2 separate regions of the Homo sapiens genome follow, and region 2 is linked to region 1. Evidence: read pairs that join two places in POLR2A ChIA-PET (ENCODE). Cell type or tissue: B cell. All regions are shown on one strand.

The links. Peaks named below come from ENCODE experiments on the same cell type or tissue, not always from the same donor. Only the 100,000 strongest peaks of a DNase experiment are listed, where the experiment ranks them.
Region 2: POLR2A ChIA-PET joins it to region 1 with 6 read pairs; 16 of 35 experiments call an interaction of 5 or more read pairs at or near these places.

What each region holds. Positions count from the first base shown.
Region 1 is chr11:3,803,438-3,805,937 of GRCh38, reverse strand. It overlaps a transcript of PGAP2 not described here. Among named protein-coding and RNA genes, the nearest start is that of PGAP2, 3.9 kb to the left of the region's middle. In B cell, no CTCF peak of the experiment used is centred here; no DNase peak of the experiment used is centred here.
Region 2 is chr11:3,864,465-3,866,964 of GRCh38, reverse strand. The region is part of intron 1 of STIM1 (stromal interaction molecule 1); the gene reads right to left. Among named protein-coding and RNA genes, the nearest start is that of MIR4687, 9.7 kb to the right of the region's middle. In B cell, no CTCF peak of the experiment used is centred here; a DNase peak (open chromatin) is centred at 1,034; H3K4me3 peaks cover 1,211 bases; H3K27ac peaks cover 2,263 bases.

The DNA of each region.
Region 1 (2,500 bases):
CAAGGTGGGCGGATCACAAGGTCAAGAGATCGAGACAATCCTAGCCAACATGGTGAAACCCTGTCTCTACTAAAAATACAAAAATTAGCTAGGCGTGATGGCGCGCACCTGTAGTCCCAGCTACTTGGGAGGCTGAGGCAGGAGAATCACCTGAACCTGGGAGGCAGAGGTTGCAGTGAGCCGAGATCGCGCCACTGCACTCCAGCCTGAAGACAGAGCAAGACCGTGTCTCAAAAAAAAAAGGTCTCACTGTCTTGCCCAGGCTGGTCTTGAACTCCTAGGCTCAAGCGATCCTCCTTCCTTGGCCTCCCAAAGTGCTGGGATTACAGGCATGAGCCACCGTGCCCAGCCTGTAAAATTGATTTAGGAATATCCACACTGGGTGTGGTGGCTTACACCTGTAATCCCAGCACTTTGGGAGGCCAAGGCAGGAGGATCACTTGAGCCCAGGAGTTCAAGACCAGCCTAGGCAACATGGCAACAGCATCTGTACCAAAAAATACAGAAAACTAGCTGGGTGTGGTGGCACACACTTGTATTCCCAGCTACTCAGGAGGCTGAGGTGGGAGGATTGCTTGAACCCTGGAGGCAGAGGTTGCAGTCAACTGAGATCATACCACTCCACAACAGCCTGAGTGACAGAGCAAGACCCAGTCTCAAAAAAAAAAAAAAAAAAAAGAATATCCACATCATAGGGTTGTTGTATTAGAGGTAATGTAGCAGTGTGCCAGCCATGTGGGAGGTACTCAGTACATGATGGTCATTATGATTAGACATGTCAGCCACAGTGTGAACTCGTCCTGAACTTTTTTTGTATTGTCTGACCTTGGCTGTCACCGACCCTTTCTGAAATCTCTTTATTTCACTATCAGTTTGAAAGACCTCGCCTACCTTGATTTATGTGAGGGAAGATAAAAGAAATAAAAAGAGTTCTTGGGCCGGGTGCGGTGGCTCACGCCTGTAATCCCAGCACTTTGGAAGGCTGATGTGAGCAGATCACCTGAGGTCACGAGTTCGAGACCAGTCTGGCCAACGTGACAAAACCACATCTCTACTAAAAATACAAAAATTAGCCAGGCCTGGTGGCGGGCGCCTGTAATCCCAGCTACTTGGGAGGCTAAAGCAGGAGAATTGCTTGAACCCAGGAGGCGGAGGTTGCAGTGAGCCAACATTGCGCCACTGCACTCCAGCCTGGGTGAGAGAGCGAGACTCCACCTCAAAAAAATAAATAAATACAAATTAAAAATAAAAATACAAAATACAAAAATAAAAAGAAAATATTTGTTGGGTTGATTTAATGGAACTGGGTTTTGAAGAATGGGCAGTATTTAGACAGGTAAGCAGAGATTGAGGAATTGCTAGAAAGGGGACACAGTGAGCATGGCTGGGGTAGGTATAGAGGCAGGGACATAGACTGCTAAAGACATCCAGCTTTAGACCAAGCTCTGCCACTGCCTCCTGGGAAGCCTCAGGAAAATCAGTGTCCTTCCTGGGTTGAGGAGGAGTTATTCTTGTTCTTCTCAAAGATCTTTTTCATGACCAAGACATCCTTCCTGGATGGCTTTAAACCACCCACCCCCAGCTCACTCATCTTGCTCTAGCCTCACTCTGACTCAGATAGCAATTAAATCTTCCCCTGTTCATCTGCTTGCTTCCCTGTTCATCTAGCTTGGAATGTTCTCTCTTCCTGCCTCCATCTCAGGAAACTCTATCCTTCCGTAAAGGTATTTATGAGCATGACACTTTGGTAAGTTAAGAATGCATGTGGTAATTTCTAGGGAGATCACTAAAATAATACTAATAGGAAAAGAGAATTTAACTTTCAAACTAGTATAGTGGGAAAAATGGGCTGGGCATGGTGGCTCATGCCTGTAATCCCAGCACTTTGGTAGGCTGAGGCAGGCGGATCGCCTGAGGTCTGGAGTTTGAGTCGAGTCTGGCCAACATGATAAAATCTTCTTTCTACTAAAAATGCAAAAATTAGCCAGGCGTGGTGGCACGCGCCTGAAGTCCCAGCTACTAGGAAGGCTGAGGCACGAGAATCACTTGAACCTGGGAGGCAGAGGCTGCAGTGAGTCATGATCGCACCACTGCACTCCAGCCTGGGCGACACAATGAGACTGTGTCTCAAAAAAAAAAATATATATATATATAGCAGTAAATTCGTTAAATGCATTAGACTAAATGTTCTGGTTAAAAGCCAAAGTATTGGCTGGGCACGGTGGCTCAGGCCCATAATCCCAACACTTTGGGAGGCCAAGGCAGGTGGAACATTTAATGTCAGGAGCTTGAGACCAGCCTGGCCCACATGGTGAAACCTCATCTCTACCAAAAATATAAAAATTAGCCTGGTGTGGTGGTGGAAGCCTGTAATCCCAGCTACTTGGGAGGCTGAGGAACGAGAATTGCTTGAACCCAGGAGGCGGAGGTTGCAGTGAGCCGAGACTGCACCGCTGCACTCCAGCCTGGGTGACAGAGTGAGACTCCATCTCAAAAAAAC
Region 2 (2,500 bases), 61 kb before region 1:
AGGATATGTACTACAGCCAACAAACCAGACATGGCTCTTGCCCTTAAGAGACAAGGAAATATTCAAAAATAATAATAATAATAAATAAAGCACAGTTTTAATTTCTTTTTTACTTTTCTTTTCTTTCTTTCTTTACCCTCTCTTATGGTGCTGATAACTCCATTTTTCAAGTGAGGAAACTGTCATTTGACAGTTTGGATCACACTGTCATACTGTCACCAAGAACTCAAACCAATGCCCAGTGCTCTTAGGTACTGGCTTGCTGTAAAAGACATATCTTGAGAGGCCGAGGCAGGCGGATCGCAAGGTCAGGAGTTCAAGACCAGCCTGATCAACATGGTGAAACCCCGTCTCTACTAAATATACAAAAATTAGCTGGGCATGGTGGCACGCACCTGTAATCCCAGCTACTCAGGAGGCTGATGCAGGAGAATCACCGGAACCCAGGAGGCGGAAGTTGCAGTGAGCCAAGATTACGCCACTGCACTCCAGCCAGGGGACAGAGCAAGACTCTGTCACAAAAAAAAAAAAAAAAGACATAGCAAGCTGCCTCTTGTGGCGTAAGCAGGGTGTGAAGTGCACAGAGAGCACTGCAGATAGTAAGTGCTACCAGAGTTTGTTCACAGGTCAGCAGTATCTCACAGCTAGAATTAGTGTCAGGAAAGACTTCATAGAGGACTGGAAGTAGAAATAAAGAAGGACAGGTAATAAAGACATTCTGAAGGAAGTTAAATGACATAAGTAAAAACAAAAGTGAAGCAGTATAAATAAAAGTTTGTTCTGCAGATCAGAACAAAGAAAAATGCTTGGCTTGCCAAGAATGCAGCAAGGGGAACAGAGGGAGATGAAGTGAGTAAAGTGGTCTGGGGCTGGAACTCTGTGTCAGGAAAGCAACCACCACCCATACAGAAATTTTAGAACCTGCACCTTCTCTATTCCATGCTCCCCAGCAGAAAACAAAAGTTTAAGTGCTGTTGGCTCATTTCCGGATTTTTCTTGCATGACTTCTCACACAAAAGAAATCTGCTCCACTCTGATAAACATGACAGGACCACAGCCATCCCTCTTCAAGTCTTGCCTGCTCTAGCAAGTTGTATCAACACAGGCAAAGTTGTCAAATTCTCAATGCCCAGAGAACCTCCCCTTGGCACTTTCCAGGTGGCCACGAGTAACCCCACAAAGTTTTTAATACATTTACCCTGCCTGTGGAGGCCCCAAATCCATAATGGAGCCAGCTGAACAGCTCAGTGGTGAGACATACAACATAAGGCTCTGACCTGTCTCCTTCAGATGCCTATACTGTACATCCCAGCAAACAGATTCCTCATTGCTCTGAACAGATATTGTCAAGAGAGTGGTATAGGGTGCATATATTAGGCACCATAGGAAACAGATATTGCTGGGCTTCTTTTTCTGTGCCTAATAAAAAAGCTTTCTAGCTGGATAGGTCCAAAGAAGCAGCACTTGACATTTGACTTTGTATATCCCTAATTGTACCCAGACCAATTTCGGTGAACATAATATAATATTGTGAACTGCTTCCTGGTTCTCCTCTGTGTAGGTCCCAGACCTCCTAACAACCCAAACAGGCTCCATTAGGGTAGACAGGCTCCACAACAGAGTGAGAACAACATATGAATGAGAATCAGAGAAAATTATATTCTAGCCCTGGCTTACCAAAACCTTGGGTAAGTTTGTTCTTCTGATATGTAAATAAGAAGTTTGGGAGAGATGGTCTCTAAAACCCCTTCCAGCTTTCACATACTAGGATTTCAGTCCTAGCACCTAACACCAATGGCCTAAAAAGTCAGAATGAAGTTTTTCATCTGTCATTGTGAGTCCCAATTCAATGCCATCTACAAATCTAACTCTCAGAAGCCAAGTTGGAGTAGTAAAGGCTCCAAAGTCAGTGGCTGTACAATGGGCTCCAGAATAGAAGGTATGAAACAAAAAAAGTTGGTAGGCAGGACTGCAGCCTAGGATAAAAAGCTAGTTTCTAATTGGAGCCCAGGAGTCCGGGGAGAAGGAAAAAAGGATAGGTCATGTCAAAGCAATGAAGTAATGCATGAACCAAGAGACACAACATAAAAGGGAGTATAAAAAGACTCCACAAGACTCTAGGTCATAAGCAAAGGAAGTCAAAGAAAAACTAAAAGGCCACAGAACCTAGAAGTGATTGTTCCCCAGAGCATGGCCCTTGGGCAATCTCAGAGGCATCCTTTAAGATGATCCCTAGCGGTCCTTGCCCTCCTAGTGTTCATGCCCTTATGTAATTCCCTCACCTTGAGGATGGGCTGGACTTACTAACAAACACAATATAGAAGAAGTGATGGCCTATCAATTCCAAGATTAGATGATAAAAAGATGGAGGTATCTATCTTAGGCACTCTCTCTTGCGCTCTCTTGGACCACTTGTTCTAGGGGAAACCAATCATCATGTCCAGTATAGCCCAGTGTAGAGGCCCATATGGCAAGGAACCAAGGCCTGCCAACAACCATG